Regions from separate parts of the Homo sapiens genome. Here region 1 is linked to region 2. The links are chromatin loops, found by intact Hi-C in ENCODE. Cell type or tissue: heart left ventricle. All regions are shown on one strand. Each heading gives the region's core, and the rest is flanking DNA. Links, peaks and the distances in the headings are about the cores only.

Region 1 (5,367 bases), core at 163-5,162, 64 kb after region 2:
AGGCTACTCACCAGCCATCAGGATAGCCCCAGGAAGCAGGCCTTCTCGAGCCCATTTTATTACTTTATTTTATTATTTTATTTAATTTTAAATTTATTTTTTGAGACAGAGTCTCACTCTGTTGCCCAGGCTGGAGTGCAGTGGTGCGATCTCAACCCACTGCAGCCTCTGCCTCCAGGGTTCAAGGGATTCTCCCACCTCAGCCTCCCAAGTAGCTGGGATTACAGGTGCCCGCCACCACACCCGGCTAATTTTCATATTTTTAGTAGAGATGAGGTTTCACCATGTTGGCCAGGCTGGTCTCGAACTCCTGACCTCAAGTGATCCGCCCGCCTCGGCCTCCCAAAGTGCTAGGTCAAGCCCATTTTAAAGTTGAAGAAACTGAGGCTGAGGTAAATTCCCTCCCCAGGGATCCTGCTGCAGCCAGAAGGTGGTAAAACAGGACTTCACCCGGGTCTGTCTGGCGTGAAAGGCAGTGTTCTTGTACCACCCTAGGGGGCCTGAGAGAACTGAGTCCCTCGGGCATAACTGACAGTTCTGTTCCCATTATTCCGCAGGGGCTCGGATCTGGCTGTATGCTTTCCAGGATGGCCTTGGAGACCCACATAAGCCCTACACCCTTTGGGAAGCTGCATGTTGGGTTGGGGTGCCGTCAGTGGCACTTGTGGAAGGTGCAGACCTGTGTGGGTGTGTGGGCCCAGGGCCCCTGGTCCCTTCCTCCCTTTGTAGGGCTGGTTGTGTGCTGCCTGGACCTGGGGGGCACGTTCACGTGGTGAATTTGTCTATTTACTATCCCCGCTTTGGGGCTGGTGCCAGCACAGGCCCTTGTGAAGGGGGTGCCTTTGTCTGGAGTGGGACTGTGGCCCCTCCCTCAGCGTGGTGACTTCTGTGTCAGGGCTTCAGCAGGGACGCAGAGCCCCTGAGTGTTCGGAACAAGGGCGTCATTGCAGGAGTTAGACTGTGTGTGATGGAGGGAGGAGGGGCAGGAGGAAAGGTCAGAAGGAGAGTTCCTGGGAAGGTCCCTGAGGAGCCTGGTGAGGTGCTAACTGGTGTGGAGGACACTCAGGGCCTGTGGGGACATCTCCTACTGCTGGGGGCCAGCCACAAAGGGAACTGGCCGAAGTCCTGTCCCCGCCTTCACAGCCCAGCATCTGGTCACAAGGCAGGTACTTGGAAGGGCGCGGGCACCTGGGCCAAAAGTGCCTGGGTTCCCTTTGCCTTTCACTGAGATGACCTTCGGGGCAGGTGGCTGCTGCCTCCCCTCCTGTCCCCAGGTTTTGCCAACTGGCCAGAGGAAGGGGTCCTGGGAAGCAGGGGGGCCAGAAGCCCTCTCTGCAAGGAAAGCCCGAGGGGTGTGGGAGGAAGGAAGGAATGCCCAGGCTGGCGAGGCTCTAAGTCACCCTGGCTTGGCTCTCCTCAGATCCTGAACCCGCCGCCCTCCCCGGCCACGGACCCCTCCCTGTACAACATGGACATGTTCTACTCTTCAAACATTCCGGCCACTGCGAGACCGTACAGGTAGGACATCCCCTGCAGCCCTCCATGGCCATTGGGTTCCCGCCAGCCCGTGGTGGAGGGGCCTAATCCCCATGCCACTGATGAGGGGAGGTATTCTGGGTGCTAGTGGGCAGGTGCCGGGCCCAGCCCTGCCTCCCTCTGCTCTGCCAACCACACTAGGCTGCCTCCCCAGACAAGCTCAGCGGGCACTGCATGTTGGGTTCAGAAATCAGCAGAACTCCACGTTCTGAGCTGCTCTTCAAGTTGCTCCTATGGGGGTTACTTTTAAGCTGGGAAATGGCTGTGGCGTCGAGGGGCCGGGGGCTTGGGCTCCAGAGTCTGACTGTGTGTTTGAGTCCGGCTGTGGAAACCTAGCCATTGAGATGCCCCCTCTTGGTGGCTCTGTCCTCTTAGGATGGGACAAGTCTGTGAAGGCTGCTGCAGCACCCACCGTAGACCCCTAATCGTGTGACGTCACCAGGATGGTCCGGGCTGCTCACTTGCCACAGTGGCCTGTTTGAGCCCGGGAAGCCAACGGGGCTGCTCAGCTGGACACCAGCCCCCCGAGCTGCCCATGTTGGGGTCACAGGCCCCACCTCCCTGGTTGGGGAGGGGCAACTGAGAGTGTGGAGAGGTGGGACCCAGGTGTGCTGGTCTCCGCAGGGGCTGGATCAGAGCCTGGGATGGGCAGGGTGAGCCTCCTGACCTTTAACCCAGTGGTGTCAGGCAACGTGGCCCACCCGCCAGCCGCACCAGGCCCCACCCCCGCAGGTGAAGGGGTGGGATAGGCTGGGCCTGGGCCAGGACACCTCTGGACCACGCATTCCTCATTGCTTGGGTCCCTGGAGCAGCAGGGCCTCCCGAGTGTGGTGCCGCCTGCCACCTAGTGGCCATTTCCACGAACTCCCAGGCCTGGCTGGGGAGCCGGAACTGCAGCCTCCATTTCCACCCCACTCCGGGTCGGGCCACCTCCCTGATGCCTCAGTATTATATCAAACTGTCACAGTCTGTCCCACAGCCTTACAGACCACTGTCTCCAGAATGGTCACATCCACACTGGGCAGCCCAGTCTCGCTAGTTCCTCGTCCCACCTCCTGCCTTTGCTCATGCCCGTCCTGCTCTGGGCCCACCGCGGACACATCTTCCCCCCGCCCGCCGTCTGACCTCACAGCAGCTGGGCCCCAAGAGGAGTATCCTGTCCTGCTGCACTTTTCTCAACACCCGGTGTTGGCTGCACCTTCCCACCCATTGCAGGCCCCTCTGTGACAGGACGGGGGCTCCTAAACACACCACAGTTCCGAGTCTGAACTCACACAGTGGGATGCGGCGTTTCTGGGCCACAGTTGGGTGCAGGTAGCCTCTGGGAGGATGGGAGGTCAGGAGCCATCTTGCGAGTCAGGTTGCTTGAACTCAGGATGGAAGTGTTCCGGGCCCATTGGTTGCTGTATTAGCCTGTTCTCACGCTGCTAATAAAGACATACCCAAGACTGGGTAATTGTAAAGGAAAGAGGTTTAACGGACTCACAGTTCCACCTGCCTGGGGTGGCCTCACAATCATGGTAGAAGACAAGGAGGAGCAAGTCACATCTTACATGGCTTCAGGGAACAGACAGCATGAGAACCAAGCGAAAGGGGTTTCCCCTTGTAAAACCATCAAGTCTAGTGAGATTTATTCACTACCACGAGAACAGTATGGGGGGAACCACCCCCATGATTCAATCATCTCCCACTGGGTCCCTCCCACAGCACGTGGGAATTATGGGAGTACAATTCAAGATGAGATTTGGGTGGGGACACAGCCAAACCCTATCGGTTGCCAACATTTACAGTAACAGTGTTAGGTGAACAGTTGTCCAGTCTCCTGTTTTGTCGGACACTGTTTCTAGCACCTTCCAGGCAGAATCTCATGTATCCTTCACTTTCGAAATGGGTACTATTTCATCCCCACTTTTATCAATGAGAAACTAAAGCTCGAAGAGGTCAAGTAAGTTCCTGGCCAAGGTCAGCTAGCAGGCTCTAGAGGCCTCGTTCTCCTTAGAGGCAGCCTTGCCAGGGCCCAGGCTTGGCAGGCTGCAGGGCAGGTGCGGGCATGCCCATGGTAGAGGTGGGACCATTGAGGCTCAGAGAGGGTAAGTGATGAGCCCTGGCGACACAGCGGGGTGGGTCCAGAGTCCGGCCTGCATCTTCTGGAGCTGGCCAGTGGACAGGCCTTTCCCGTTCACAGCCCCGGGGCTGCTGTGCCCACCAGGGCGGATGTGCCTACCGAATCCCACTCCTCTGTGTGTGTCCCTTTCAGGCCCTACATCATTCGAGGAATGGCGCCCCCGACGACGCCCTGCAGCACCGACGTGTGTGACAGCGACTACAGCGCCAGCCGCTGGAAGGCCAGCAAGTACTACCTGGATTTGAACTCGGACTCAGACCCCTATCCACCCCCACCCACGCCCCACAGCCAGTACCTGTCGGCGGAGGACAGCTGCCCGCCCTCGCCCGCCACCGAGAGGAGCTACTTCCATCTCTTCCCGCCCCCTCCGTCCCCCTGCACGGACTCATCCTGACCTCGGCCGGGCCACTCTGGCTTCTCTGTGCCCCTGTAAATAGTTTTAAATATGAACAAAGAAAAAAATATATTTTATGATTTAAAAAATAAATATAATTGGGATTTTAAAAACATGAGAAATGTGAACTGTGATGGGGTGGGCAGGGCTGGGAGAACTTTGTACAGTGGAGAAATATTTATAAACTTAATTTTGTAAAACAGAACTGCCATTCTTTCGTGCCCTGTGTGCATTTGAGTTGTGTGTCCCCGTGGAGGGAATGCCGACCCCCGGACCACCATGAGAGTCCTCCTGCACCCGGGCGTCCCTCTGTCCGGCTCCTGCAGGGAAGGGCTGGGGCCTTGGGCAGAGGTGGATATCTCCCCTGGGATGCATCCCTGAGCTGCAGGCCGGGCCGGCTTTATGTGCGTGTGGCCTGTGCCGTCAGAAAGGGCCCTGGGCTTCATCACGCTGTTGCTGTTCGTCTTCCTCAGATTCTTAGTCTTTTTTTTTTTTTTTTTTTTTTTGAGACGGAGTCTTTCTCTGTCATCCAGGCTGGAGTGCAGTGGTACAATCTCAGCTCACTGCAAGCTCCGACTCCCAGGTTCAAGTGAGTCTCCTGCCTCAGCCTCCCGAGTAGCTGGGACTACAGGTGCGCGCCACCACACCCGCCCAGCTAATTTTTGTATTTTTAGTAGAGATGGGGTTTCACCATGTTGGCCAGGATGATCTCGATCTCTTGACCTCGTGATCCGCCCACCTCGGCCTCCCAAAGTGCTGGGATTATAGGCATGAGCCACTGTACCCAGCTGACTCTTAGTCACTTTTAAGAAGGGGACTGTGCCTTCATTTTTCACTGGGCCCTGCAGAATATATGCCTGGGCTCTGGGCTCTTCTGAACCTGTGTTGGCTTCCATCTGACCTCTCTGTGCCAGCCCAAGGCTGCTGCTCTTCCTGAGGGCAAGGAGCCCCATGACTGCGTGTTGACTCGCTGGATGGGGCTGCTGAGCCCACTCTGCCACACCACGTGCCCCTGGCAGGGAGGGAATCCCTGGGTCCTCACAGGAACAGTCAGCAAGCCACACCTGACGCCTGCTGTGGGCCCATCCCTGCGGTGCTGGAGAAGACAGACAAGGCCTGGTCACTGCCTCTGCAGGGTCCCCAGTCCGTGGAAGGAGACAGTAATCTAGGCATTTTCGGTGGGGAAGCTGAGCTGTTCTCGTGTCCTGAAGGCCAGGCGGGAACAGCCGTCTTCAGAGGGAAGGGAGAAAATGCACATCGCATCAGTGGAGAAGGGCCTGACTTCCCTCAGCATGGTGGAGGGAGGTCAGAA
Region 2 (5,367 bases), core at 283-5,282:
TCCACGGTGCTGGTGTCCTCATGAGAGCAGGTGAGCAGACACTGACACTCAGGGGTGAAGGCTGCATGGAGTCAGAACAGGGCTTAGTGCGATGGCGGCCACAAGCCAAGGAACTCCAAGTATTTCCTGCAACACCAGAAGCTGGAAGATGCCAGGAAGGATCCTGCCCTGGAGCCTTCGGAGGGAGTCTGTCCCTGCAGACGTCTTGACTTTTGATTGCAGGGATGCATGTCTTAGGGTGTGTGGGGGGGTGCATTTCTGATGTTAGAAGCCACCTGGTTGGTGGCGATGTGTCACGGGAGCCCTCTGCAGGTTCTGCGTGTCCATGTGGTCGGGGACAGAGGTGGGCAGGGACGGACGGTGTCGAGCTGGACATGTCCATGACGTCGGCCATCCCTTGGGATGGCTTTTTTGTTTTGAGGATAAGGCTGCCTGCCAGGAAGCTGTGCCCTGCCTGGCCCTTGCCCCAAGCCCCTGGCCTGTGCTTGGCCTCGCGGAAGGGATGTCGCCCTTCTCTCCTGCATGCGTGCAGGGAGGAAGGGGAGAGGTCAGCAGCCCGCCTGGAGGAGGCTCGGGCGAGGGGAAGGTTTCACTTTCAGGCAATGTTGTGGGGCTGTTTAAACAACCCCAAAGAAAACCATTTGGCCAAACTGTTAGTTTCCAAACATTTTACTTCCTTGGTGTTTAAATAAATTCCTACCAAGACTCTGTAGCTGGTCCCAGGGAAGGAGTTGGCCTCTCTTCTTTATAGCCCGGCACAGTCAGTCCCCTGCACCTGCCCCTCCCAACCCCAGGCCTGCTTCCCCGTGGCCATGGCTGCTGCCCGGACCTCTCTACACACAGAACCTCCTGGAGGCCAGCTGTGGGCACCAGCCTTGGCAGGGCTGTGGCGGAGCCCAGGCTGCTGGTACTCTCTCTGCAGCTGCTCCCTGCTGGCCTGGCTGGACAGAGTCCCCACCACCACTGGGGTCACCTCTGTGCTGGTCACAGCTCACTCAGACCTTCAGGCAAATGGGTTGGATCCTGCCTCTCTCCCAGGTGTCTCAGTCTCTGCAAAACTCAAAAACCTCAGAGGCCTTGCAGCCTGAGGGGTGTCAGAGACACCTCCTTCGAGTCAGTAAACACCTACAGATTCACCCCAGCAGTGAAAGGACTGCTTCGCCACAGAGGTTTGATTTACTCCTAAGTAATTGGAAGGGATGCCGAGAATAGGTTCCTCATGGTGGGACTAGAGGCCCTCTGCTGACCTAGTTACCAGAGGGCTAGGGCTGGGTGTGCTCAGCCCCTGAAGGTTCTAGGCCCATTTGGGACACCCCGCCAGAACCTGCCACAACCTGCCATGTGGTGACAGCTACCTAAATCCCAGAGGCTCTTGAGCTGGAGAGCAGACCTCTCAATCTCAGCAGGCCCCCCACACAGACCCCATAACCCTAGTCTGCCTTCACAGTACAGTTCGTGGCTATGTGTTCACGGATGGTGTCGTTCACCTAAGGTCTCTGCCCTGTGACCCCAAGGGCGTCCTGAGGGCAGATTCCAAGTCTGTTTCGTCCACCCCTCCTTCCCTAGCAGCGGGTCCAGGGCCTGGCCTGAACTAGCTTCCCACAGAGATACTGGTGGGATGATGAAGGCAGCCAGGCGGCAAGTGAAAAACGCACTTCCTGCATGTGCTGGCTCCTGGGATTGAAGTGTTTGAGGAAGCAAAGTGAAGTGAGCTTTCCTCTTGCGGCTGTGTGTCCTTGGGCCGGGAGCCTACCCTCTCTGAGCGTTGGGGTCCTTGTCAGTAGAATGGGGCATCCTCATAGCTCAAGGGGTGGTGTGTGAAAATTGTGCTATTGTGTTACTTTAATGATTTTTTTTTTTTTCGAGACAAAGTCTCACCCCAACGCGCAGGCTGGAGTGCAGTGGCGCGATCTCAGCTCATTGCAACCTCTGCCTCCTGGGTTCAAGTGATTCTCCTGCCTCAGCCTCCCAAGTAGCTGGAATTACAGGAGTGCGCCACCAGGCCTGGCATATTTTTCTATTTTTAGTAGAGAGGGGGTTTTACCATGTTGGCTAGGCTGGTCTTGAACTCCTGACCTCAGGTGATCCACCTGCCTCGGCCTCCCAAAGTGCTGGGATTACAAGCATGAGCCACCGCGCCCGGCCTACTTTAGTGATTTCTTAGGAGGACAGAGGGAACGGGCTGGCAAGACAGGCTTGGAATGTGTTTTGGGATCAAGTGCCGGTTTCTGTCTGGCACTGGCGTTCTCTGTGGGGCCATGATGGACACACTGCTGAGGTCAAGCGTGATTCGTCTTGCGCTGTGCCTGGCAGTCTCATTGGAAAGTTCTGTAGACATCGTGTGGATGGGGCTCTTCCCGGCCAAGCCCTTGGGGACCTTCCAGGACTGTGATCTCCCCACAGTGGCTGTTAAGCAGGGACCTTTCGTGAAGTGGAGTCTCTGGTCCCCTCCAAGTCATAGCTAGACAGGGACTCGGGCATCGCCAAGCCTGGCTGATTATTCACTGGATGAGGAGACAGGCCCAGAGAGGGGCAGGAACCTGCCCGAGGTCACCCAGCAGGCCCCAGAGGTTTCGGTCTCGGATTCTCCCTGCTCATCCCTGGATGTAGTGCTGCTGTGGATGTGGTTCTGTGCTGGGGGCTGTGGAGAGCAGGGGGCTTGTGCCAGGACCCCAGTGAGGGTGGCGCCCTCGCCATGAGGCCGACTGTTGGTATGGGGCGGCCATCCACTGGGGTGTGGGGAGGAACAGCTTTCCTGAGGAGGAGGTGGCGGGAGGAACAGCTTCCCTGAGGAGGAGGTGGCGGTGCTGTGTGACCTGGGCCTTGAAGGACAGGTCCATTGTCAACAGAACATTTTGGGAGTGGAGCCTAGAGGGAGAAAATTTGTTGAAATTCAGATTCCCCTCCCCCTACCAATACACACCAAATCAGATGCCCCTGACCAGATCTAAATTTGGCTCTCAGAGATTTCCATTGTAGCTGGGCACTTGGGGAACCTTCTAAGTGCTGCCTCTGCCTCTCCCCAGCCTGCCTGCCTCAGTTTCCCCAGCCCTGGGCCCGTGTCGCTGTTGCCATCACGTGGGCGCCCTCTAGTGGAGGAATCAGATTATGCACTCCGGGGCTTGGAGCAGGAGTCAGGAGGGGCTCCTGTCTTTCCTTGAAACGTTGGATGCCGGGATCCTGGAACAGTCTCTGCATTCCTCCTGGCGAGAGCCAGAGCCTGGGCACAGGGGACCATCTGTTGTTTGAAGGCTGCAGCCTGGCAGGGCACTCAGGAGATCTGGCAGTTGGCTGCAGGGCCAGGTCTAGGGGCCAGGGCATCAGGGAGGCTCTGGGCTGGTTCAGCCCCGGGCCCCTTTGCAGATTGTGACCTGGGCCCCTGTGCAGGGGCATGGCCACAGGATGCTGGGAGGGGTCTCTGACCCTGACCTTCTTGGCTCTGTGCATCCTTGAGACCAGAAAGGTCTGGAACAAATGAGTAGACGATGCCCTAACCTGGGGAGGGAGCCACATCCTGATCCCAGCAACCTCAGGAAGGATCTGTCAGGATTATGGGGCACCCTGGGGGCCCCAAGTCTGCATGGGTCTCCACTTGCAATTTCTGTAGGAAGCTCTGATAAATCCAAACTGGGGGTCCTAGGACACAGTCAGAAATGCTGATACCGTTGTGTGTGGAGCCTCGGGCCCTGGGGGTCAGGAGCATGTGGAGGGTGGGCCACGGGGGTTCAGAAGAGAATCCTGTAACCCCCCACCCCCCAAACTGAAGCCCACTTGAGGGCCATGGCTGAAAGGTTGGGGGGTCTCCGTGCGTCCTGTGGAGTGGGTGGTGAGGAGTCCTTGGGTTTGCACGCCTCTGGGCCTGAGCGGCGGGACCCCGTCCACAGCGGATCCCTGGGCCCTGTTGCTCAGATGCTCTCAGAGTGTTGCTGTGGCCACGGAGGGAGCCTGAGTTAAGCTTCTCTTGTGCCGGTTGTACGCTGTCAGGTCACACTGGTGAGTTAGGCAGGGCACAGATGCCCAGAGCAGAGGGAACTTTCCTTGGGGATTCAACACGTGCAAGTCTTAGGGGCTGGCAAATCCTGCCCTCAGCTAGAGAGGGGGCTTTTATTTGAGACCAGAATCACCTGAGCATCCTCCTGTCCCCAGCTGTGTCCAGCCTGTCTGCAGGGACATCCTGAGAGGACCAGGCTCTCCCCTCATCCACCTGCCTAAGTGCCACTCTGAACCCTGTCCACCTGTGCCGTGGAGGGGCGTGACCTCAAGCTGCTCAGCCAGCAGCAGGCTTGGCCCTGGGGGGCAGCAGAGACCCAGGTGGCTGTGGGGTGGGTGCTTCGTGGCGTGGTTCTGAAACTTCGTTGGAAGTGTGTGGACAGTGCCTTGCCTGTTCTCTGTGGGACCCTATTTAGAAACGAGGTCTGAGTTACTGGGGGTCATCACTGTGTTCTGATGGCCCAGCTGTGTGGAGGCCGCGGTGCAGCCCCATCCAAGGAGCCAGGGCCCTGGGTCTAGCCGTGACCAGAATGCATGCCCCGGAGGTGTTTCTCATCTCGCACCTGTGTTGCCTGGTGTGTCAAGTGGTCGTGAAACTCTGTGTTAGCTCTTGGTGTTCCTGAAAGTGCCCCCGGGTCTCAGGCCTCAGAACCAGGGTTTCCCTTCATCTCGGTGGCCTGGGAGCATCTGGGCAGTTGAGCAAAGAGGGCGATTCACTTGAAGGGTGTGTCTGGCCCTGCCTAGGAGCCCCCCGGCACGGTGCTGGGGCCTGAAGCCGCCCTCGGGTGGTGGAGAGGAGGGAGCGATGAAGTGGCGTCGAGCTGGGCAGGAAGGGTGAGCCCCTGCAAGGTGGGCATGCTGGGGACGCTGAGCAGCATGGCCAGCAGCTGGGTCTGCAGCCTGGTACCCGGCGGGACTTGTGGTTGGGGCTGGTTTGTGGCCAGGAGAGGGGCTGGCAGGAGACAAGGGGGACTGTGAGGCAGCTCCCACCCAGCAGCTGAAGCCCAATGGCCTGGCTGTGTGGCTCTCAGCTGCGTGCATAACCTCTCAGTGCTTCAGTTCTCTCATTTGTAAAATGAGGAAACAAACAGTGCCAGCCTCCCAGAGGTGTCATGAGGATGAACGAGTGACCATGTAGCATGGGCTGGGTGCGTGTCACCTAACATCACCAGCCTTTGCAAGGAGAGCCCTGGGGGCCTGGCTGAGTATTTCCCTTGCCCGGCCCACCCCAGGCCTAGACTTGTGCCTGCTGCAGGCCCTTGACCCCTGACCCCATTGCACCTGTCTCCACAGGAGCCGAGGAGGTGCTGCTGCTGGCCCGGCGGACGGACCTACGGAGGATCTCGCTGGACACGCCGGACTTCACCGACATCGTGC

Evidence for each region. Peaks named below come from ENCODE experiments on the same cell type or tissue, not always from the same donor. Only the 100,000 strongest peaks of a DNase experiment are listed, where the experiment ranks them.
Region 1: it touches region 2 in a loop (2.3-fold over the local background); 28 of 110 quality-filtered maps call a loop at or near these places.

What each region holds. Positions count from the first base shown.
Region 1 is chr11:68,445,016-68,450,382 of GRCh38, forward strand. LRP5 (LDL receptor related protein 5) reads left to right here. Exons shown (of 23, transcript NM_002335.4): 22 at 1,421-1,518; 23 at 3,794-4,260. The coding sequence ends at 4,055. Among named protein-coding and RNA genes, the nearest start is that of PPP6R3, 13 kb to the right of the region's middle. RefSeq lists enhancers at 1,360-1,963, 1,964-2,568, 2,569-3,172 and a silencer at 2,236-2,305. In heart left ventricle, for the core only: a CTCF peak has its summit at 2,392 (motif pointing left); DNase peaks (open chromatin) are centred at 1,216, 2,050 and 2,376.
Region 2 is chr11:68,381,033-68,386,399 of GRCh38, forward strand. LRP5 (LDL receptor related protein 5) reads left to right here. Exons shown (of 23, transcript NM_002335.4): 6 at 5,284-5,367. Among named protein-coding and RNA genes, the nearest start is that of LRP5, 71 kb to the left of the region's middle. In heart left ventricle, for the core only: CTCF peaks have their summits at 316 (motif pointing left), 3,099 (motif pointing left) and 3,298; DNase peaks (open chromatin) are centred at 461, 889 and 3,090; H3K4me3 peaks cover 426 bases; H3K27ac peaks cover 1,763 bases.